Regions from separate parts of the Homo sapiens genome. Here all the other regions are linked to region 2. Evidence: read pairs that join two places in POLR2A ChIA-PET (ENCODE). Cell type or tissue: Caco-2. All regions are shown on one strand. Links, peaks and the distances in the headings refer to the core of each region. The heading gives the core; the rest is flanking DNA. Region 1 overlaps TFDP2 (transcription factor Dp-2). Region 2 has its middle 8.9 kb from the start of RNF7. Region 3 overlaps GK5 (glycerol kinase 5).

What was found. ChIA-PET counts read pairs that join two places held together with the same protein. Peaks named below come from ENCODE experiments on the same cell type or tissue, not always from the same donor. Only the 100,000 strongest peaks of a DNase experiment are listed, where the experiment ranks them.
Region 1: POLR2A ChIA-PET joins it to region 2 with 5 read pairs; 2 of 35 experiments call an interaction of 5 or more read pairs at or near these places.
Region 3: POLR2A ChIA-PET joins it to region 2 with 6 read pairs; 3 of 35 experiments call an interaction of 5 or more read pairs at or near these places.

What each region holds. Positions count from the first base shown.
Region 1 is chr3:141,963,742-141,972,300 of GRCh38, forward strand. TFDP2 (transcription factor Dp-2) reads right to left here. Exons shown (of 13, transcript NM_001178139.2): 9 at 6,332-6,400; 10 at 71-222. Among named protein-coding and RNA genes, the nearest start is that of ATP1B3, 91 kb to the left of the region's middle. In Caco-2, for the core only: no CTCF peak of the experiment used is centred there; no DNase peak of the experiment used is centred there.
Region 2 is chr3:141,725,089-141,733,647 of GRCh38, forward strand. No RefSeq gene overlaps it. Among named protein-coding and RNA genes, the nearest start is that of RNF7, 8.9 kb to the right of the region's middle. In Caco-2, for the core only: no CTCF peak of the experiment used is centred there; a DNase peak (open chromatin) is centred at 3,583.
Region 3 is chr3:142,159,475-142,167,936 of GRCh38, forward strand. It overlaps GK5 (glycerol kinase 5), which reads right to left. Exons shown (of 16, transcript NM_001039547.3): 16 at 1-6,296. The coding sequence ends at 6,148. Among named protein-coding and RNA genes, the nearest start is that of TFDP2, 14 kb to the left of the region's middle. RefSeq lists an enhancer at 4,815-5,550. In Caco-2, for the core only: no CTCF peak of the experiment used is centred there; no DNase peak of the experiment used is centred there.

The sequences.
Region 1 (8,559 bases), core at 204-8,203, 240 kb after region 2:
TGAGTTTGCAAATGATATGAAAATGTTAACAGAAGGCCAGCCCTGCACCCATCCCTAGTTCTCCACTCACTTGTCACTGGAGATGCTGCAATCTATGACTGTTTTTCTGCTTGTATTGATGATTATGAATGGCAGCTGAATGGTAGAGTTCAGAGCCGGCGGGCCCTGGTTTTGCTGCTCATTTTGTCGATTTCTCTGTACCAGGTTTTTGAAAGCGATTTGCTGTAATGATCAATAAAAACAATATGGTCAATTGTGCATAAGTGAGTTGGAATTTAAAAGAATTAAGATAATACCTTTAAATATAGTTTAAAATTAGAGTTTAAAGAGACATCCCGCCTGCACTAATGAATTAATTTAAAAAATTAAACATTTAAGAAAGAATGATCCAACTCAATAAATACATTTTTCCATCATCCATAGAAACAGGACCTCACAATCTGGGAAAGAACCAGTAGGCACCTGGAACTCTTCAGCAAATGACACAGCAAGGGTGATACCATTTATCTAACATAGACTCCTGACAGTTTGGGGTCAAATATGCCCCCAAACTTTAGGATGTGTAGCCCAGGGATATGCAAACATTTTAAAGGCACAAAATTGTTTCTTCAAATAAAATCTCGAGGGAGGCTGGGCACAGTGGCTCACGCCTGTAATCCCAACACTTTGGGAGGCCAAAGCAGGTTGATTGCTTGAGTCCAGGAGTTTAAGGCCAACCTGGGCAACATGGCAAAACCCTATCTCTACAAAAAATACAAAAACTAGCTGGGCATGGTGGTATGTGCCTATAGTCCCAGCTACCCAGGAGGCTGAGGTGGGAGGATTGTTTGAATCCAGGAGGCAGAATTTGCTGTGAGCAGAGATCATACCACTCCATTCCAGCCTGGGTGACAGAATGAGACCCTGTCTCAAAACAAAACAAAAAAAAACTCATGTAAAACAGATGGAAGTGGTGCTGTTGAGGCTGGCTGCAGTGAGGCCAGGTCCTAAGCTCTGCCATCTCTGCCCTCAAGCACAGCCACATGGTTTCTAAGGCACCTCCACAGAACTTCTCAGCAGCCTCTGGGCACAGTTTGGAATCCAGCCCCAGCCTTCCCCAACCAGACATTTCCAGATGAGGTAACTGAGGCTCAGCACTAATTATAAGATACATCAAGGCCTAAATTTTTTTACTGGATCTTGCCGCTACTTTTAGTTATAACCATTACTCAAAAGCCAAAGAAAGTGATCTCCCTTTTAGACGGAGGCTGCAGTAAGCCGAGATTGCACCACTGCACTCCAGCCTGGGCAACAAGAGCAAAACTCTGTCTGAGAAAAACCAACCAACAAACAAACAAGTGATCTCCCTTTTTTTAATAAGGTAAATGTACGATAGAATTTCACAGCTAGAAAGACTGTATGCAGTTCAAGTTTTTCATCTGCTCAAGAAACAGATAACGTTTTAAAAGTTCCTCAAGTCAGAGCCATTCATTCCCCTTCATTAGCTTGTTATAATCTTGTCACCCAGTAGTGATAAATTTATTTTTTACATTTTAGCAATCTTATGATCAGTATTGTTTATTTCAGGTTCTGGACCTTAACTAAAGTTTCAGTAAGATTACTATTATTGGCCAGGCATGGTAGCTCACACCTGTAATCTCAGCACTTTGGGAGGCCGAAGTGGGAAGTTCTCTTGAGCCTAGGAGTTGGAGGATGCAGTGAGCTATGACTGTGCCACTACATTCCAACCTGGGCAACAGAGCCCTTTCTCAAGAAGAAAAAGAAAAGAAAAAAAGGAAAGAAAAGAAGGGAAGAGAAGGGAGGGGAAGGGGAAGGGGGAGGGGAAGGGGAAGGGGAAGGGGAAGGAAAGGGGAAGGAAAGGAAAGGAAAGGAAAGGAAAGGAAAAAAGAAAAGAAAAGAAAAGATTACTATTATCTTAAAATGGCTGAGTGCTATCTCCCCAAAAGGGGAAGATTTACTCTTTGAAAAGCACAAAAAATAATGAACACCAATTTATTGTAGACCTAAGTGTGTCCAAAAATCACTATCAATAACTAGCACTATCAATATCATTACCAAACATTATTGAGGTTACATTTCATTATTTTCTGTTGCTAAAAAACGAATTCATTGCTTAATTCCTTTAATAATGAGGAAAAATTATGATTAAACTGTGGAACTGAGAAAAAGAATTACATGCTTAAATACTCCTGCATAGCTTCTCTTCCCTTTTACTAGAATACACATCTCAAGAGCTGTTCCTACACTTTGCCTAACTTGGTGTCTGTCCCTAGTGCCACAAGAGGACCCTGGTATATGGGGGAATATAAGCAGTGATAACTAATGGCCCTTATGTATTTGTGATTCACTATTTAATGCTGTGTACATTTAATAGTATCAATGGTTTTTCAAGTGAAGAGAGCAGTAAAAACATAATGTTTTTATTATTATTATTTATTATTATTTTTTTGAGACGGAGTCTCACTCTGTTGCCCAGGCTGGAGTACAGTGGCACGATCTCAGCTCACTGCAACCTCCGCCTCCCAGGTTCAAATGATTTTCCTGCTTCAGCCTCCCGAGTAGCCGGGACTACAGGCACCCGCCACCATGCCTGGCTAATTTTTGCATTTTTAGTAGAGGCGGGGTTTTACCATATTGGCCAGGCTGGTCTCGAACTCCTGACCTTGTGATCTGCCCACCTCGGCCTCCCAAAGTGCTGGGATTACAGACATGAGCCACTGCACCTGGTCATAATAATGTTTTTTTTAACACTGTCACAAATTTCATATACCATATAATGTTATTTTGGATAGTAAAAGGAAAAATAATTCACTTATTTTGAACTGACTTATTTGTTGCCCTTTGATTGATTTCCTTTGGCCTTTTGTTCTTTTTCAAACTCATTAACATCTATTCCAGAGGCTGAACAGCTTTAAGTGTGTTCATTCATTTTCCTATGCGTTTATTATGGAAAAGGTTTAAGGGCTGGAAAGGGCAATTATAGAGATAAAAGTAGGATATTGGGATTATCTACAGGTTTGCTTTACTCACTCCATTCTTCTACATTACCAAAAATAAAAGAGAGGTGGTAGCAAGGAGGTAATAGTTACCTGTGTCATGTGACATGAGTGAGTTGTGACATGAGCTTATAAAAAAAAATCAAGTGAGCTTAGCCACAGCAAATGGATTACTTATTAAAAAAAAAAAAAAAAAAAAGACAGAGTCTTGCTCTGTTGCCCAGGCTGGAGTGCAGTGGTGCAATCTCGGCTCACTGCAACCTCCGCCTCCCGGGTTCAAGTGAATCTCTTGCCTCAGCCTCCTGAGTACCTGAGATTTCAGGTGTGCACCACCATGCCTGGCTAATTTTTTTATTTTTAGTAGAGACGGGGTTTCACCATGTTTGTCAGGCTGGTCTCAAACTCCTGACCTCGTGATCTGCCCACCTCGGCCTCCCCAAGTGCTGGGATGACAGGAGTAAGCCACTGTGCCTGGCTGCTTAATTTACTTTCTATGACAACTTAATTTATTTGATGAAAGGAAAAAAACTGAAATGCTAGGAGGAAATAAGTTTTTTGTTTTTTTTTTTTTTGAGACAGAGTTTCGCTCTTGTTGCCCAGGCTAGGGTGCAGTGGGGCGATCTCAGCTCACTGCAACCTCTGCCTCCCAGGTTCAAGAGATTATCCTGCCTTAGCCTCCCAAGTAGCTGAGATTACAGGCATGCGCCACCATGCCTGGCTAATTTTTTGTATTTTTAGTAGAGACGGGGTTTCTCCATGTTGGTCAGGCTGGTCTCGAACTCCTGAACTCAGGTGATCTGCCCGTCTCCGCCTCCCAAAGTGCTGGGATTACATGCGTGAGCCACCACATCCGGCCTTTGGAAATAAGTTTTAAGTTTACCAGAAGACCACAAGTTGATTTCAGTTATACTTTGGGTTTCACTTTAATGTTTAGAGAGACCTGTTTCTATGAATGTTGACAGCCATGTTGCCCCTGGGTGGAACTCTTCTACAAATATTTGGTTTGAGAGACAGTAGAGGAAAAGAAGTTCAAGACTTTAAAAAATAAAAAAACAATGTTCATGGTACAGAGGTAAGCAGGGAAAAAATATGGTTTCATTCTTTGCATCAGGCATCTAGAGACAGGAAAGTCCTACACACATGAGGGTGATCTTGCCCAGCACCATTCTTTCTGATAGGCAGATGACTGTTGGCATGCTGATAAACAGGTTTTTAAAAATAACGTGCCAAAAAAATTAAGCTCCAAAATGTTCCATGGTTTTGAAGAAATTCCAGGAGGGCCCCAGCACAGGGTTTGGGGCATGAGCTCTTAGGGGATACTGCAGATAACTGTGCAGGGACAGGGACAACAGAGAGGCTGCCGGGGGGAAGAAGATGGCAGCACAGGAGTTCAAGGAGGAGTGTTTGGTAGAATTCTACAGGCAGGAGCATAGGAATAAACTGTCAGTTTCAGCTTTTTTTTTTTTTAAAGCTGCACAATATTCTCTTCAAACAAAACATTATTATTTATATATTATATATTATATATAATTATATATAATATATAACAATATATATAATATATAATATATATAACTATATATAACATATAATATATATAATATATAACTATATATAACATATATCTCATATATAACATATATCTCATATATATAACATATATATCATATATATAACATATATATCTCATATATAGATATATATAACATATATATCTCATATATAGATATATATATAACATATATATATCTCATATATAGATATATATAACATATATATCTCATATATATAGATATATATAACATATATATATCTCATATATATAGATATATATAACATATATATCTCATATATAGATATATATAACATATATATCTCATATATAGATATATATAACACATATATATCTCATATATAGATATATATAACACATATATATCTCATATATAGATATATATAACACATATATATCTCATATATAGATATATATAACACATATATATCTCATATATAGATATATATAACATATATATCTCATATATAGATATATATAACACATATATATCTCATATATAGATATATATAACACATATATATCTCATATATATAGATATATATAACATATATATCTCATATATATAGATATATATAACACATATATATCTCATATATATAGATATATATAACACATATATATCTCATATATATAGATATATATAACACATATATATCTCATATATATAGATATATATAACATATATCTCATATATATAGATATATATATAACATATATCTCATATATAGATATATATATAACATATATATCTCATATATATGAGATATATATATATAACATATATATATATCTCATATATATGAGATATATATATAACATATATATCCCATATATATGAGATATATATATAACATATATATATATCTCATATATATGAGATATATATATATAACATATATATATATCTCATATATATGAGATATATATATATATAACATATATATATCTCATATATATGAGATATATATATATATAACCGGCCTAAATTTTGGTATTTCTATAAATCTTACTGAAACAGACCCAGTGTGGTGGCTCATGCCTGTAACCCCAGCACTTTGGGAGGCTGAGGCGGGTGGATCACAAAGTCAGGAGTTCAAGACCAGCCTGGCCAAGATGGTGAAACCCCGTCTCTACTAAAAATACGAAAAAACTAGCCAGGCATGGTGGCGGGTACTTGTAATCCCAGCTACTTGGGAGGCTGAGGCAGAGAATGGCTTGAACCCGGGAGGCAGAGGTTACAGTGAGCCAAGATCGCACCACTGCACTCCAGCCTGGCGAAAGAGTGAGACTCAGTCTCAAAAAACAACAACAACAAAAATCTTACTGAACTATTTCATGCCATTCTGTCATTTACTGATAAAATTAAGTATTACAGGCAGATTTGATTACTGTACTTGAAGCACCTAAAATTTAACTAGCTTCACTAGTGGATATTCCAAATTCGGGCTAAAATAAACAAACACAAAAAGACCCCTGACAGTTTATGTTTAGAGAGGCCTGAGTGTCAACAGTGAACTGCTGCCTGGCGTAAGTCACACACAGGGCAGGGAAGCTACTGTGGAGCTGAGATGATGGCAACAGATGGGACCATCTTAAGGCAGAGCACGTGGATGGCAACAAGCTAGGAGGTGAGAGAGGCTGCCCTGGCGTGGGCTCACCACACACCACTCAGAGGCACCACAATTAGAAAACACACTGACTCCAAAAGGCAGCAAGTGGAGAAACAGGGAAGGTAATGAAAACATCTCGGTATCTTTACCTGTAGGAGAAGTTCTTGCAGCTGGGCCCGCTTCTGCTTTATCCGTTCTATCCGCCTCTGCTTCTCTATCTTTAAAACATTGGTTACAAAATAATATGAACATAGGTAGACTATAAAATATCGTTCACTTTCCAGGTCCCTATTCTGAGATAACAATTTTCCCTAGAGAAACTGAACCCATTTTAACAATATGAATAAAGACAAATCATATCTTTGTAGGGGGCAGGGGCTGGAGTGAACAAGTAGACACAACATCAGATCTGTGGCAACTGTCATTAAAAATGAAATCATACACTTAATGAATACTTGTTAGCAGTACTTGTTGCAATTATTATTCAAGTTCTAATCAAAGTAATAGTACCACTTAGTTTATACTCACTCTATCTGCCAACACAAAAGTAAGCATTTTACACACATTATCTTAATTCACCTTCACAAAAACCTTATGAGTTAAGTCCTGTTGTTATCCACTTTGCATCGAAGGGAACGGAGGCATAGAGGGCTTAAGTAACTACCCAAGGTCACGCAGCTAGTGAATGGCAAGAGCCAAGATTTGAACCTAAATCCTCTGGTTACAGGGACTCTATTATTAATTACTTTGTTATATTACTCCTCTAAGAATAAGGCAAGATCTTATTTACAATTCCAGCTTAGCTGACTCTCCAATGAGGACAGCTGATAATACAGATATCTCACACATCATGGTAGGCTGGGTGTGGTGGCTCACGCCTGTAATCCCAACACTTTGGGAGGCCGAGGGGGGAGAATCACTTGAGATCAGGAGTTTGAGACCAGTCTGGCCAACATGGCGAAACCCTATCTCTACAAAAAATACAAAAGCCAGGTGTGGTGGCGCGCATCTGTAGTCCCAGCTAATTGGGAGGCTGAGACACGAGAATTGCTTGAACTTGGGAGGCAGAGATTGCAGTGAGCCAAGATCATGCCACTGCACTCCAGCCTGGACAACAAAGCAAGACCCTGTCTCAAAAAGAAAAAAAAAAAAAGAAACATGCTTATTGGACAAATTTTCCAGCTTCAAACTACTGCTTTTTTTCTCAATCTGATAACTACTCAGAGAAAACAGACATTAGGGTCTGAACTTCCTTGCAGTTGAGTTCCTCACTGTCTCCTTGGGCAAAAGCCAATGACATTTATTAAGAAAAGTTATGGCCAGGCGCGGTGGCTCAGCCTGTAATCCCAGCACTTTGGGAGGCCGAGGTGGGCGGATCACAAGGTCAGGAGTTCGAGACCAGCCTGGCCAAGAGACCAGCCTGGCCAATAAGGTGAAACCTCGTCTCTACTAAAAAAAAAAAAAAAAAAAAAAAAATTAGCCAGGCGTGTTGGCAGGCGCCTGTAATCCCAGCTACTCGGGAGGCTGAGGCAGGAGAATTGCTCGAACCCGGGAGGCGGAGGTTGCAGTGAGCCGAAGATTGCGCCACTGAACTCCAGCCTGGGTGACAGAGCAAGTCTCCAACTCAACAAAAAAAAAAAGAAAATTTATAGGAGCCCATTGGTTTGGACTGAGCTCCTGCACTAAGCTCAACAGACCAAACAAAAATGGAGTCACTCATGCTGAAATGCCACCAGGCCAAAACTGAGTTGTTTATCTGACCTAGGAAATCAGGAGAGAAAGAGAATAGCAAACTACCCAAACAGGCCAGTTGCAGCTGGCATAAGAGAGTCTTCTCTATTTTACCCTTACAAGGAAAGTGACATTGATATGTCCAGTCTGCTTTTTGTTCTGTTTCTGCCTCTATCCGCCTTTGCTGCTTCTCTATCTTTAAAACACTGAAGAATGTTCAACCTCTTCTGCTCAGCTTATAGGAATACTCATTCTACTTACTAGTGAGGTGTTGCCAGATTCTAGAATCACAAATAAAAGGCAATTAAGATCTTTAAACTAAATTTGTTACAATTTTGTCTTTCAATCATCAAATAAGACATTTTTCTTGTCTGCTCCAGCAGATTATCTCTTACTTGCTCCACATCCAGTCTAGTCTATACTAGCAGTTTCCATTCATGGTTCCTCTATCCACCACGTTTTACTTTTAAATTACTTAAGATTCACTGTAAAATCTGTGTGGCGTTCTGCATTTGAAAAGATGTTGTAGGAGCATCCCTTTATCAGAAGCTCTGACAAGCCAGGCCCCTTACCTGTCCCTCATCCAACCAGGTCAAGCTGCACTGATTGTACCTCTAAAACACCTCTCCAATCTCATGGCCGCTGC
Region 2 (8,559 bases), core at 346-8,345:
AAAGGACTGGGAATTAGAATGACATCAGACTTCGTAACTAGAAGCTAGGGGCAACAAAGTGCTACTGTGACAATTCTATGAGAAGTCTATACCTTCCCAACTTCTAACCATGTATGAGGCCAAAATAAAGATGTTTTCAACATGCAAACATTCCAAACATTTGCCTCCTCTGAGTCTATTCTTAAGAAACTTCCAAAGAACATGCTTGAGCAAAATGAGAAAATAAACCAGGAAGACAAGCCAGGCGCAGTGGCTCATGCCTGTAATCCCTGCACTTTGGGAGGCTGAGGCAGGCAGATCACTTGAGGTCAGGAGTTCGAGACCAGCCTGGCCAACTTGGCGAAACCCCCCTCTCTATTAAAAATACAAAATTAGCCAGGCATGGTGGTAAACACCTGTAAGCCCAGCTACTCAGGAGGCTGAGGCAGGAGAATCACTTGAACCGAGGAGGCGGAGGTTGCAATGGGCCGAGATCGCACCACTGCACTCCAGCCTGGGCAATAGAATGAGACTGTCTCAAAAAAATAAATAAATAAAAATAAAATAAAATAAACCACAAAAACAAAGAACGCCAAGTTCAGAAATCGGAAGGCCCAATATAGGACAGTAAAAAAGGGAGTCCCAGATGATGGTTGAGGTAAATCCAAATTGGAGCAGAAAAGTAGAAGACTTTGTAAAGGAGAAAGACTTGGTTAAAAACTGAACTTATAGAGCATGTGAAATACTTAAGTATTTTGTCAACTGAGGTCAGGAGTTCAAGACCAGCCTGGCCAACATGATGAAACCCGCATCTCTACTAAAAATACAAAAATAAAAAATAGATACTTAGGTGTTTTGAAAGAAATATTGATAAGTATATTTGAAATGACAGAAACCTGTGGGAAAATATTTAGAATAAGTACACAGAAAACTCTGCAAATGACAAAACAGGCAATTATTAACTTAGACAAAAGACAGATATACAATGAAATATGTACAAAAATATACCAATGAATACACCAAGTGTTGATTTAACTAAAAATTGTGATATATCTTTATTGGGAGGCTTGGTGAGAGGAAGTTACAAAAGTCAATATGTAAAATTTTAAATGGAAATATCAAGAAATAATATAATAAGCACTTTGTTTAAAATCAGGCAGTAAATATCATGAAAAACTGCTGAATAAGTTGAAAGTGGCTGCCTCTGCAGAAGAGAACTTGGGGCCACGTGCAGTGGCCTACACCTGTAATCCCAGCACTTTGGGAGGCCAAGGTGGGAGGATCACTTGAGCCCAGGAGTTCGATACCAGCCTGGGCAACCTAGGGAGACCCCATCTCTACAAGAAGAAGAACAAGAGGAAGAGGAAGAAGAAGAAGAAGAAGAAGAAGAGAGGGAGGGGGAGGGGAGGGGAGGGGGAGGGGGAAAGAAGGAAGGAAGGAAAGAGAAGAGAGAATGAGAGAGAGAAAGAAAGAAAGGAAGGAGGGAGGGAAGGAAGGAAGGAGGGAAGGAAGGAAAGAAGAAGAAAGAAAGAAAAAAAAGAAAGAAAAGAAAAGAAGAAAAGAAAAGAAAAGAAAGAAAATAAATTGGTCTGTTGCCCAGGCTGGAGTCCAGTGGCATGATCTTAGCTCACTGTATCCTTGAACTTCTGGGCTCAAGTGATCGTCCTACCTCAGCCTCCCAAGTAGTTAGGACTACAGGCATGTGCCACCATGCCTGGCTAATTTTAAATTTTTTGTAGAGGTTAGGTCTTGCCATTTTTCCCAGGCTGGTCTTGAACTCCTGAAACCCAAAGTGCTAGGATTGCAGGCATAAGCCACTAGCCACTGCACCCAGCCAAAAATATTTTTAAAGAGAGAATTGAAAAGTGCCTAGCTTTCTCACCATGTAATTTGTTGTTATATAACTCCAGGTCAATACCTAATGCTGGCTTAAATCATCTTAGTTTCCTCAAAAGAAGAGGAAGTCTCAAACACTTGGGATATGCTTCATTGAAGAATGAGTAGAATTTTATAAGTGGAAAATAAGTAGAAAGGATGACCGAAAGTGTGGCATCCAGGAAACATAACAGTCTTTTGTGAGCTTAGGCGACACATGAATCCTCTGAGGTCTCAGCTGGTCTCCATTCCACACTCCTGGCCCCATTTCAAATGGTCTGTAGCATATGAAACACCTCACAGCCTGCGCCGTGCATCCCACACTCCCTCCTTGCCTCAGTGGTCAAGACTTTGACCTTTGTTTTCCTACTGAAGACTTTGCCTTCCCCTGCTTTGGACCTGTCCTCTATATTTCTAACTCCGAGCTTTGTTTTTCTCCTTGGCCAGGATTTATACCTGTTTCCGATTAAATACTGCATCATATAGAGATAGTGTTTGGCTACAGGTAACAGAACCAGCTACAGTGCCCTACACAGGTGGAAGACGACTGGGCAGGTACAGCTACTGCACCACATCATCAACGTCCCAGATTCCTTCTCTCCTTCTCCACCATCACCTCAGCAAGTGGCCCTTATCCTCATGGCTGCAAGGTGGCTCCCACACCTGTGACCTCTCCTCTCCATTCCAGACCAGAAGAAGGAGAAGAAAGGACAAGGAGGAAGTGCTAGTATCTGATTTCTGGCTCATTCTTTTTTTTTTTTTTTTTTTTTTTTGAGACAGTTTCGTTCTTGTTGCCCAAGCTGGAGTGCAATGGTGTGATCTTGGCTCACTGCAACCTCCGCCTCCTGGGTTCAAGCAATTCTCCTGCCTCCCAAATAGCTGGGATCACAGGCATGCACCACCATGCCTGGCTAATTTTGTATTTTTAGTAGAGACGGGGTTTCTCCACATTGGTGAGGCTGGTCTCAAACTCCCAACCACAGGTGATCCGCCCACCTCGGCCTCCCAAAGTGCTGGGATTACTGCGCCCGGCCTCAAGTTGTGACATTCTAAACCACATTGTCTTACACCTCCAGGTTCCTTTCCATATTCATCCACCTTGCCTTCCACTGCTCTTTCCTGTGCCCAGCCTGATTTGACCTCATACTTGTACAAGCATTTTCATACTTCAACCTCAATTTACCCTCTGGAGCTGAAATTCAGTACTATTTTCTAAAGTTCTTGTTTTTCCTCTCAACTGTATTTCTTGTTTTCCCTTCTGCTTTTGGCCTCTCCCTGGAGAAGCCTGGCCTCCAGAAACTGTAGTGTTAGGCACCTCCGGCCTTATAAGCAGGACCTAGCTGTATGGCTAAATGAGAAGCAGGAAGGAGGAGAAGGGAGAGTTCCATGGGAAAGAATATGGAGGAGGGGTTGACACAGGCTCTGTAATAACACATTAGGGATTTGAGTCTTTATTTTATAGGAAAATCAGTGAGAACTCTGGGTTTCAAGTGATACAAAACCGATTCAAACTGACTTAAGTACAAAAGCAAATCTGTTGACTCCTGTAAGTCCAGGGTGGTTCTAGCTTAAAGTCCAGCTGAAATCAAGGGTTCACATAACGCCGCCCACCTCCATCTCCTGGGAGTTCTGCTGCTGTGTTGACTTTACTCTCAGGCAGGCTCTTTCCCACATGGGGGCAAGTTGAGCAGCATTAGCCAGAGGGTTACATTCTGCCTGGTTAATAATCTCAAGAAGGAGCTCTTCTTTGGACTTTCACTGGAGGACCATGAGTCACATGCACACCTGTTAACCAATCACTGTGCCAGGGAGATGAAATACACTAGACATCCCTGGGCTACGTGCATACCCTGGAGGGCAGGGGAGTGGAACCCTAAAACAAACTCAAAGTGCTGTTGCAGAAAGAAGCTGAAATGGAAGCTGGGTAGGCGGAAACAAGAGATGTCTACTAAAGAAAGAGGGCCAGTAATGGTATTAGAGCTGGTAATGAGAAGATCAGAATGTTGCTTTCAGATGATTAATCTGGAAGCAGGGTCCAGGATGGGCTTGGGGTTGGGGAAGTTTGGGATTAGGAAAACTGGTTAGGAGGCTACTCTATCATCCAGGTAAAAGACATGACAGTGAGAATGGGAAAGACAGGACAAGTGTAAGAAGTTACTTCAGAGGTAAATTAATTGTCAGCATCACTCGCACCAAGAAGGTATAAGGAAGAGGTATGAGGTCAGAGGAAAGTCACTCGGCTAATAAGAATGTGGGAGAATGCCTCTCTCAGAAGCCTAAGACCCACTCCCTCTAATGTAGTTGTGAGATATCCTACCTATTTATGATTATGTTCTTTCCCCGTGCAGGTAAACTACCGGTCTTAAAAATTACAGTCACTCCCCAGATCTCTTCAGATACCTTCAGATCAATTTGGAAAAATAGCAAGAAGTCTAACACTATGCATAAAAAGAAGAAAAAGGTAAGTTCTTGGACGTCTGTGTCAGTGAGGAGCAGCCACCAGGGAGTGCTGTGTGGAGCCTGGGCCCTTGGGGCAGACAGCACCATCAGCTGCAGGTTTTGCATTTGATTATATGAGAATTTAGGTTCTAGGTCACGCTCCCCTAAACCATCATTCCAATCTGATGGATGATGATTGAACCAAGAGACAAGTAAGTAAGAGAACAACAGTTTCCTCAAAGATTGGCACAGACTGGGCCTCCCCTCTTTAATTCCCACCCCTACCCAAATCCTAGTTGCTGCTAGCCTATTGTGGATCTGAAAAGATAAATTTACTTTTAAATTTACCTAAACTCTTTATGAAGGCTGTGCTACCTCTTAGGAGGTAATGCTTTATATATGTTTATTCTCTACTGTAAGAAGTTGAACTCCCTTTTTTCTATAATTTATGATTGCCTGTTTATTATTTCACAGACTAAAAACTGAATATAGGTGCTATATTTCCATATGGATGTCATCTATTTCCATGGCCAAGCAGATACACCCGGATAGATATTGCTTATTCTATAGTAATATTTTTCACTGTAACCAAGTCCCTTTGAAGTTCTCAAATTTGATGATTATTGTATGAAAGTTTAAAGTCATGTGATAATCCTGTCTTGTGATGATCCCATCACACTTGTCATTTTCTAAAATGTGGGTTTCACAAGTAGGCCTTAGTAAAAAAAGACGCAATTCTCTGAGGCTTCATCTCTCCTGCATATGAAATTTATAAGTTGAAGGAAATCATACTTTTATCTAAAAAAGAAAGAATCCTCTTTCATAAATATACCTATAGTTGGGAACAATAAGAATGCTTGGAAATAATAACCACTTCCTAAAAGACACCATCCCTAAAAATGAGGATCCTCCCTAAATGAGGAAACTTTTTTTTTTTTAAGACAGGGTCTTGCTCTGTTGCCCAGGCTGGAGTGCAGTGGCGCAGTCTTGGCTCACTGCAACCTCTGCCTCCTAGGTTCAAGTGATTCTCCTGCCTCAGCCTTCTGAGTAGCTGGGATTATAGGCGCGCACCACCATGCCCAGCTGATTTTTTGTATTATTAGTAGAGACAGGGTTTCACCATGTTGGCCAGGCTGGTGTCGAACTCCTGACCTCAGGTGATCCACCTGCCTTGGCCTCCCAAAGTGCTGGGATTACAGGCGTGAGCCACAGCTCCCAGCCAAATGAGGAAACTTTTAATTCCTCTGCCCCACCCTGAAGATGCCACATAGCCCCGTGAGAAATGGAAGAGGTGTGGTTGATTGATATACAGATGACAGTGGGTGAGTTGAGTTTTATATGCCACAACAATTATGGTGCAGGATGAAGAGCATGGCCTAGGCAGTTAGATGAACCAGAAGTCTCTATGGAGGAACTGCCGCTTTCCAGGTACTGAGCCTGGGCAAGTCAGTTCACCTCATGCTCCTCAGTTTCCTCTTATGTAAGACATAGTTAAGAGTAGCAGGGCTGGGTGCAATGGCTCATGCCTGTAATCCCAGCAATTTGGGAGGCTGAGACAAAAGGATCGCTTGAAGCCAGGACTTCAAGACCAGCCTGAGCAACATAGTGAGACCCCCTATCTCTACAAAAAATTTAAAAATTAGCCAGCTGTGGTGGCATGTGCCCGTAGGCCTCGCTATTTGAGAGGCTGAGGCAGGAGGATTGCTTAAGCCCAGGAGGATAACACTTCAGTGAGCTATAATTGCACCACTGCACTCCAGTCTGGGTGAGGAAGTGAGACCCTATCTCAAAAAAAAAAAAAAAAAGAGTAGCGCCTATCTCAATTGGTGAGCATTGAATGAGACCACACATGTCAAGCATTTTAGAACAATGAGAACAATGCCTTGTTCATATTATACACTCAAAAATAAATATGAGTGGCTCTTATTATTGCTGCTGTTATTGTGGATGTTAGAATTGAGTGGTGCCAGTTATTTCATCTATGACAACCACACAAGAAACATAGGAAAGAAATGAAAAAAAGAAGACTGAAGACCTCTTCACTTTGAAGTAAAAATAAAAAACGAAAACTTCATTCATTCTATCTACAAATTTAACAAGTGCTAGCAAGTTTCTGGAATCAAACTAACTGTAGGGTAAGAATGGTATAGTAAATTAGCTCCACTCTCCAGGGTCTTAGGATCTAGCTAAGAAGACAAGATCTTCGGCCAGGCACGGTGGCTCACGCCTGTAATCCCAGCATTTTGGGAGGCCGAGGCGGGTGGATCACCTGAGGTCAAGAGTTCAACACCATCCTGGCCAACATGGTGAATCCCTGTCCCTACTAATAATACAAAAATTAGCCAGGCGTGGTGGCACATGCCTGTAATACCAGCTACTCGGGAGGCTTAGGCAGGAGAATCACTTGAACCCGGGAGGCGGAAGTTGCAGTGAGCTGAGATCACGCCATTGCACTCCAGCCTGGGTGACTATAGCAAAACTCCGTCTCCAAAAAAAAAAAAAAAAAAGACAAGATTTTCTTGCATTAAAAGTGAACAACAATAAAGTATATGACTTGGAAAAATATGTGTCATTAAGCAGGATAAGAAAGGCCATAGAGTAACAAGATCAATGTAACAAATTTACCAGAACTGATGTATCCAATATGTGAGAGCTCCTGAGAACTGTTCCTGCTTAAAAGAAATGAAAATAGACTGGGTGGGCACCGTGGCTCACGCCTGTAATCCCAGCACTTTGGGAGGCCGAGGTGGGCCGATCACGAGGTCAGGAGATCGAGACCATCTTGGCCAACATGGTGAAACCCCATCTCTACTAAAAATACAAAAACTAGCTGGTCGTGGTGGCCCATGCCTGTAATCTCAGCTACTCAGGAGGCTGAGGCAGGAGAACAGCTTGAACCAGGGAGTTGGAAGTTGCAGTGAGCTGAGATCATGCCACTGCACTCCAGCCTGGCAAAAGAGTGAGACTCCGTCAAAAAAAAAAAAAAAAATGAAAATAAAAGTCAAAAAGACCTTTTTTGAAATTTGCCACACGTATCCACTGGGTAGGAGTGTAAAATCAGAATACCCCTTTAGCGGGTCTTTTGGCAGTGTTTATTAAAATGAAAAATACATAGCTTTTGACTCGGCCATTCTACTTTTAGAAATTTGTTTACTGTCACATGTGTGCAAGGAAATATGTATGAGGATGTTCACTGCAGCACTCTTTATTTTACGTGGGAAATAACTAAATTTTTCTCAAAGAGTTTCAGGGGAATAAATCACAGTAAATGTGTGTGGTAGAATACTATGCAGTCATTGAAAGAATAATGTGGATACATAAGTGCTTATATGGAAAAGTATCCAAGTAACACCATTTTTAAAAACAGGTGAGAGAATAGTATATGTGAAAAATTCATACAAAAATGAATTGACATAGTATAATCCAGCAATTTCACTTGTGTGTATACATCTAAAAGAATTGAATGTAGCGTCATTAAGAGATATTTGAACACCATGTTCAAAGCAGCATCATTTACAATAAATCAAAGGTGGAAGTAACCCAAATGTCCATGGAGAGATGACTGGATAAATTAAATGTGATATATACATAAAATGGAATATTACTCGGCCTTAAAAACGAAGGAAATTCTGACACATGCTACGACATGGATAAACCTTTAAGGATATTATGCTAAGTGAATAAGTCAGTCACAAAAAGACAAATACTGCATGCCTCCACTTAGATACTTACAGTAGTCAAAATCAGAGACAGAAAGTAGAATGGTGGTTGGGAGTACGTGTGAGGAGGGAGTTATTGTTTAATAGGTACAGAGTTTCAGTTTTGCAAGATGAAAAAGTTCTGGAGATTGTTTGCACAACACTGTGAACATACTAAACACTCCTGAACTGTACACTTAAAATGGTTAAGATGGTAAGTGTTACGCAAATTTTACCACAATTTAAAAAAATTTTAAATTGATGCATTGTGTGTCTGCTTGTGCATATACAGGAATTTCTGGAGAGTCTATTAATGGTACTTGGGTTTTTATTGTATTCCTGTTTCACTGTTTTTATCATTTGTGAGCTGTCAATTTTTAAAAACTTAAAATTGTTCAATAAATTATGATGAGCTTGTTAAACATCTGTAACAGCGCCCTTTGCTTGCTGTGTGACCTGGTGCCAAAAGTGTAGAAGAAGCACAGTAAATGCTGTGATTTCCTGGGAGGACATGAATATGTGGTGGCAAAGAGTGGCCAGTGAGAACAGAAAGATGAGTACATTTTTT
Region 3 (8,462 bases), core at 463-8,462, 430 kb after region 2:
TGATTTTGCAAGCACCTGTTTCTGTCCTTCCCACTCCAAGATCATTCCTGCATTCCTCTAGGAACAAGGGTCCCATGGGAATATGATACAGCCAATGACTTAGGTGCCAATAGATGCTGGTGCCAAAATATTTATGGCTATGAGGCTTCAAAACTTAAAAAAAAAAAAAAGATTCCTTTTACTTGGAAAGGGGATTTAAAAAGAAAAAACCACCAACACGATTTTGAATCATCTATTTAACTTTTTTAGATTACCCATTTTGACTGGTTCGAACCAGAAGACCTGGCTTTGGGTTTACAATAAGACGATTCTGGGACCAAGTAGGTTGTAAAGGCCCAAGGTATGTTTGGGGCTTTCTCTCTCTCTCTCTCTCTCTCTCTTTTTTTTTTTTGAGACAGAGTCTCGCTCTCTCACCCAGGCTGGAATGCAGTGGCCCAATCTCGGCTCACTGCAACCTCCACGTCCCGGGTTCAAGCAATTCTCCTGTCTCAGCCTCCCAAGTCGCTGGGACCACAGGCACATGCCATCAGGACTGGCTAATTTTTGTATTTTTAGTAGAGATGGGGTTTCACCATATTGATCAGGCTGGTCTTGAACTCCTGACCTCAGGTGATCCACCCGCCTTGGCCTCCCAAAGTGCTGGGATTACAGGCGTGAGCCACTACACCTGGCCTTTTTCTCTCTTTTTTTAAATTGAGATGGGTGGGGTCTCACTATGTTGCCTAGGCTGGTCTCGAACTCCTGAGCTCAAGCGATCCTCCCGCCTTGGCCTCACAAATTGCTGGGATTACAGGTGTGAACCACCACGCTTATCCTGGGGCTTTTAATTCTTACTGAAAATCATAGTCTAAATTTCCCAAAGGGATTCAGAATCCTTTGGGGTACATTCAAGTCTTCTAGGCCATCTCTGGGATGACTCTAGAATAACTTAAAGTCAAAGAACTCCAGGGTATATCTACATCTCTCCTCAAATAATTACAAAATTCTTGCAAGATTCCTGGGCTGGACTGTTTTAAATTAAAGACTGGTCCCTTACAGGAGGGGCTATTTATGAAGTTCCTTCCCTATAGCACCAGAGTGTTTCGCACTCTTAAAATTCAATCTGTTAGTCATCTGCAGTCAAATATATAAAACCTGTGAAGAGAAAGGCTTCAATTAAAGCTTAAAAAGTTAATATATCTATGTGTATTTACAGACATGTGTCTCTACACAAATAGTTTTTCAAATATATAAACATATTAAGAATTTTATTTTATTTTATTAAGACAGGGCCTTGCCCTGTTGCCCAGGCTGGAGTGCAGTGGCACAATCATAGCTCATAGCACCCTCAAACTCCTGTGTTCAAGCGATTCTCCTGCTTCGGTTTCCTGAGTAGCTGGGACTACAGGGGCATACCACCACACCTGGCTAATTTAAAAAAAATTTTTTTGTAGAGACAAGGTCTCACTTTGCTGCCCAAGCTGTAACTGAACTCCTGGCTTCAAGTGATCCTCTGGCCTCAGCCTCCCAAAGTGCTGGGATTACAGGCATGAGCCACTGTACTTGGCCAAAAATTTTAAATAAACAACATGAGGATTCTAGCTCTCACTACAGAGTAGTTCTTCTTTTGTTTTTTTGTTTTTGTTTTTGTTTTTGTTTTTTTGAAATGGAGTTTAACTCTTGTTGCCCAGGCTGGAGTGCAATGGCGCGATCTCGGCTCAACCGCAACCTCTGCCTCAGGGGTTCAAGCGGTTCTCCTGCCTCAGCCTCCTGACTAGCTGGGATTACAGGCATGTGCCACAACGCACAGCTAATTTTTTTGTAGTTTTAATAGAGATGGGGTTTCTCCATGTTGGTCAGGCTGGTCTCAAGCTACTAACCTCAGGTAATCCGTCCTCCTTGGCCTCCCAAAGTGCTGGGAAGAGTATAGTTCTTCTTAATCCAACAAAAAAGTATTTTACTCACAACAAATATAAATTGCCCCCATCAACAAATGTATGTAATATCAAGGATAACGTGTACAAACAAAGTTGCACTAACAAAGTAAAAATTTATCCCACATACATGAAAGCACAGTGCTAAGTTCTGGGGAAGCAGACAGTTTCTGCTTTCAGGGAGCTTCCAGTCTGGTAGAGATTTACACAGAAGGCAGATTAAAGAGAATGATGATCTCCTTTGTTCAGAGATAAAAAGGAAGCAAAAAAGCAGGTCAAATCAAAGATGATCTGCAGAATACATTAACCCTACACTGAAATCATGGACCTACTCCAGTAATTAAGGCTGCAGAGGTGGGGCTGGGTGGATGAAAACATCAGAAGACAATTACAGCATGAGATATTGATTGATTGATTGATTGATTGATTGAGACAGGGTCTCACTTTGCCACCCAGGCTAGAGTACAGTGACACCAACTTGGCTCACTGCAGCCTCCACCTCCTGGAGCTCAAGTGATCTTCCCACCTCAGCCCCCTAATTAGCTGGGACTATATGTGTGTGTCACCACACCCAGCTAATTTGTGTATTTTTTGTAGAGATAGGGATTCGCCAGGTTGCCCAGGCTGGTCTCAAACTCCTGAGCTGAAGTGATCCGCCTGCCTTGGCCTCCCAAAGTGCTAGGATTACAGGTGTGAGCCACTGTGCCCAGCTGAGATTTATTTTTTCTTTATTAATCAGCAAAATAGATACCCTATTTATTTCAAGATACGATTAACTAATTTTTTTGCTAACAACCATTTCCTAAGGTAAAATGAGGCAGAAAGAAAAGGAGTATGACACTATATTCACTGAGTCTTCGATTTTCTTCTAACAGCCTGTATCAGTGGCTCTCAACTGGGGGCAATTTTGCCTCTCAGAATGGCAATGTTTGAAGACATTTTTGGCCATAACAACTAGGGGGATGGTACTTGTAGCTAGAGGGCAGAGGTCAGGGATATTGCTAAACATCCTATAAAGTACAGCATAGCATCCCAAAATAAAGATTTATCCAGTCCAAAATGTCAATGCTGAGATTAGGAAACCATGCCATGGTTGGATAAAAAAGATGAAAAAATCAGTATGTCTATAGTATAAAAGCAATTAGTAGCACTTTAAGATAGATTGAACAGGAACATTCTCTTCCTTTATCAGACAGTTGCAGACCTTCTAAAAATATCTGATAGATCTATAATGGGAAAATAAAACATGCTGAGAAGTAGCACAAATTTTTCTAAACTTCAAATATTAGCATACAAATGAAAAACAAACTTGGAAGACAGAAAGGACAAGCCAGGCATGGTGGCTCACGCCTGTAATCCTAGCACTTTGGGAGGCCGAGGTGGGTGGGTCACAAGGTCAGGAGTTTGAGACCAGCCTGGCCAACATGGTAAAACCCTGTCTCTACTAAAAATACAAAAATCAGCTGGGCGTAGTGACGTATACCTGAAATCCCAGCTACTTGGGAGGCTGAGGCAGGAGGACTGCTTGAGCCCAGGAGAGGGAGGTTGCAGTGAGCCGAGATCATGCCACTGCACTCCAGCCTGGGCAACAGAGCATGACAATGTCTCAAAAAAAAAAAAAAAAAAGAAAGGACAATTTTGTTGCTCAATTGATCTTATCAACTGTTTCTGCAACCACAAAAGCAAATGTGGTCATGTTTCTGATTTTAGTTAAGTCCAAAAATATTTATTAAAGTCTTATCACTAAAAATGGCCACAAATATTAAAAATAAAATATTAGTTTTTAGATTCACAGAAGAAAAAAATAGCCACTGACACTTGAGGAGATGCTCAATTCCGATGAGGGACATTCAAAGTTACTTTCCAACATTATCTGAAAAGTATTGATCCTTTTTTTTTTTTTTTGAGACGCAGTGTCGCTCTGTTGCCCAGGCTACAGTGCAGTGGCATGATCTTGGCTCACTGCAACTTCCACCCCCCAGATTCAAGCAATTCTCCTGCCTCAGCCTCCCGAGTAGCTGGGATTACAGGCTTGCACCACCACATCCAGCTAATTTTTGTATTTTTAGTGGAGACAGGGTTTCACCGTGTTTGACCAGGTTGGACTCCTGACCTCAAATGATCCGCCCACTTCAGCCTGCCAAAGTGCTGGGATTACAGGCATGAGCCACTGCACACAGCCCAAAGTATTTATCCTTTATTTTGTGGTTATATGTTGGGAAAGAAGAACGTGGAAAAGAAGTGAACTAACAAATTTTCAGGTATTAATATTACAATTCAGTACATTCTGACAAAAAGAATTATTTCCTATGAAATTACACCCATTGGCTGGGTGCAGTGGTTCACGGCTGCAATCCCAGCACTTTGGGAGGCCAAGGTGGGAGGATCACTTGAGGCCAGGAATTAAAGACTACCCTGGGCAACACAGCAAGACCCTGTCTCTACAAAAAAAGAAAAAGAAAAAAAAATTACACCCACTGAGAAACAGAATGTGTAACAGTAAAACAACAGAGCAGCTTCCATGTGATTTTGATAGGAAAGCTTTAATTGGTGACTAAGCTTTGTAAAAAGGATGTAAACAGGGGAAAGAATGAAAAGAATAAGATTTATCTACATAATGAAGTTTGACTTTTTACAGTAAATAAAATACCTATTTATTAATATTTCCAAATATTAATTAGATTTAATAATACTATATATTTGTTACAATGCCTTCATCAGAAAATTTAATAATTAAGAAGATACTTGAAGTTCATTCAAATGGCACTTGCAGAAATGCAACTTAATTTCTAGTTCTATCATATCTGTCTCCAAAATGGACATATATGACAGCAAAAACAAAATTCTCTATAAATCTCTCCATTAGTTACATTACTATGTAACTAAAATAGCTAGTTCTATAATAAAAGGATTTTATGTGCCAAATCCTGACCAAGAGAGAAATAAAGTCATTATTGCTGCAAATCCAAATGGAACCTAACCCAAATGTAGGGAGGGGCAAATAAAGTGAAAACATGTTGGAAGGTGGGGTCAACTGCCTTAGGACAATTCTACATCCAGCTTGACACTACTCACGACTTACTCCTCCTCACTGTTTCTTCCAAGAAAGTCTAAGCATGTGAAACTGTCCTTGTTGCTCCCTGTGGATCTCTGGCTGAGTGGCTAAAGGGCAATCCTGAGCATAGACACACTCTCCTCCCTTCTATCAGCTGTCCCCCACACATACTCACAGGGATGAGTAGACTGAACAAACATCAAAAAGACGCAGGAACAAATAAAATACCCCAATAAAGGCAATTCTTAAGTGGTCAATAAATTAGGGCACTTCTTCAAATTAAGCTCTGTCAATTAGGCACTTAATAAAAACAAAAGACATTTATACAAGCATCTAAATAACAAAGAAAGATAAAGAACAAGAGAAAGACAAGATTTATGTTAACTACCAGCATGTTATACTTCAGCCAGAAGTTTTTGAAAGAAACGTTATTTGAGAAGGAAAATAAGTAGTATTTTTCTGTTTCTTAAAAATCAATATTCTTTCTAGTTCATTAACTAAAATTAGTTTTTCAGTGTTTTCAACATAGAAAGAATGCTCAGATTTTGGTTGAACAAGGAAAAATTAAGGCAGTGTCTTTAAGACCAGTAAAGGAAAGCATTAACTATCTCATAAGCTTATCTGAGAGGGACATATTAAGCTCATATTTGGATATAATATTAGGAAATTATGGCTTTAAACATAAAATATTAATGTTTCAAAATTCCACATTTTCTCAGTTATTCTTTCTTTTTAGCTATATGTACTTCAAATAGCCCACTTAAAGAATTAAAGAAATACGTTTCACATAATTTTGGAACAATATGTGCATGGTACTTGACCCAGAACTATTAGCTTGGATGGTAAATCATTATGTTCCTATGTACCACTGACCCAGTATAAAAAGGAAGAGGACCCATAACTGTCAAAATGTGGTTGGAAATGACTAATGTCCTTTGGAATTTGCTACAAAATAGAAGATATAAAGTTTTGAGGTATTGCTGCCTTACCATGGTTTAGGGGAAAAAAATAAGAGTTTTTTGTTCCGTTTTGTTTTTTTAAAAGCAATGCTTCTTAAGTTATGAAGCTTATTTAAAATTTTCTCCTCTTAGTCATTGTCATATGGGTTATCCCTGAGCTTCATCTCATCTGCACGTCACATAAACCAGCTACCTATGGTTTTGATCATTTCATTTAGTGTTATGTCTTGTTATACCAATTCATGGAGCGTTTCACTGCTTTGGCCCAGTTTTCCAGACTCATTTCATATTCTTGACATTTCTTCTGTGGCTTGAAAACCACTTCACTTTGTCTCAGTTTCTTTAGTTCCTCCTTGTCAGTCCAAAACCCTATAGATAAAAAAATTATCCTCAAATTTTAAGGCAAATCATGAGTCCAATAAAGTTTATCCAAAAACCTATACGAGTTGCTGGTAGAAAGGTAAACAAAAACTATTTTTAAAACAATCCAAAATACTTTGTTACTTTTGAATTTTGTTAGATCGATCATTCCTGAAAATAATTATACCAGTATTTTCAAGTCTTTTGGTTTCTAACTTTCAGCTCAGTTTCTGTGTGGTGGGACACCACATCACTTCTAAAGCAGCTACCCTATGCCATCATTTAATTTCATAACTTGCTATTATTAAAACAATCCCAAGTGAAAAACAGTATATTTTCTGGCCAGGCACAGTGGTTCATGCCTGCAATCCCAGTGCTTTGGGAGACTGAGGAGGGGAGACCACTTGCTTAGGAATTCAAGGCTGCAGTGAGCTATGATTATATCACTGCACTCCAGCCTGAGTAACAGAGAAAGACCCTGTCTCTAAAAATAGAAAAACAGAAGAAAAAAAAAGAGAAAGAAATAGGATATTTTCTTTTTTATGCAATTACAATAAATGAAGACAAATTAAGATTTTTGTCTTACAGCTTAAGGTAAATGTCAACTTTCTGGAATATGCATAAAATTCAAAGTTGGAGATTAATGTAATAGTTTCTCTTTCAAACTATAGCCTTTTATATAATTTATTTAAATTCCAGTTTAAGATAATTTTGTAGTTCTAGCATAGACTGCTCTTTGAAGGAAGGATCATATGATATATAATAAAAAGCAAGAGAACTTTTTTTTTTTGAGACAGAGTCTCTTTCTGTCACCCAGGCTGGAGTAGAGTGGTGCGATCTCAGCTCACTGCAACCTCCACCTCCCGGGTTCAAGCAATTATCCTGCCTGGGCCTCTCGAGTAGCTCGGACCATAGGCACGTGCCACCACGCCCGGCTAATTTTTTGTACTTTTAGTAGAGACGTGGTTTCGCCATGTTGGCCAGGCTGGTCTCAAACTCCTGGCCTCAAATGATCCGCCCTCCTCAGCCCCGCAAAGTGTTGGGATTACAGGTGTGAGCCACAGCACCAGGTGAGAACATTTATAACTAAGATCATAAGTAGTCTGAAATGATACAGGTATCTTATTAGTAAGCTTGGCACATTTCACCTACTGAGAGGTCTATCACACCTCTTTTGAAGTACCAAAAGTCTACAAATCTTCATGAAGTACATTTTTTCTTACCAATAAAACTGACACATTAAATTCTCCTTTCTAAAATTTTGTCAGGTCATATTCTTTTTATTTACAGTCAACATTTTAGACCATCTATGTTTAAAGGTATTAATGTAGGCCAGGTGTGGTGGCTCATGCCTGTAATCCCAGCACTTTGGGAAGCCGAGGCGGGCAGATCATCTGAGGTCAGGAGTTTGAGATCACCTTGGGCAATATGGTGAAACCCTGTCTCTACTAAAATATAAAAAATTAGCTGGGCGTGGTGGCACGCGCCTATAGTCTCAGCTACTTAGGAGGCTGAAGCACGAGAATCACTTGAGCCCAGGAGGCGGAGGTTGCAATGACCCGAGATCGCACCACTGCACTCCAGCTTGGGCTACAGAGTGAGACTCCATCTCAAAAAAAAAAAATTTTTAATTAAAAATAAATAAAGGTATTAATGTAGACAAGTTTTTAAAAGAAAAACATAGTTTTCATCAGTATACTATAGTTAGATAAATCTAGTCAGGAAAATAAATGTGTTTCTTAAAATCCTCATTTCCAGAATTTATTGTTTACATTTTAAGACATATATATTTTAAGACATTTTATTAAGTATGTATAGAGCAAATCCAATTTCTGGGTAAATTTATAAAATACAGAGGATATACATAGTCTCACATTTCTGAGACAGAAGCAAATATCTGAAATTAAATATAATGATGTAGATAAAACTCAAGTCACTGTGTTATGTATAAAAATAACCTGCATGTGGGGCTGGGCGCAGAGGCTCACGCCTGTGATCCCAGCACTTTGGGATGCCAAAGCGAGTGGATCACCTGAGGTCAGGAGTTTGACACTAGCCTGGCCAACATGGCGAAACCCCATCTCTACTAAAAATACAAAAATTAGCTGGGCATGGTGGCGGGTGCCTGCAATCCCAGCTACTTGGGAGGCTGAGGCAGGTGAATCGCTTGAACCT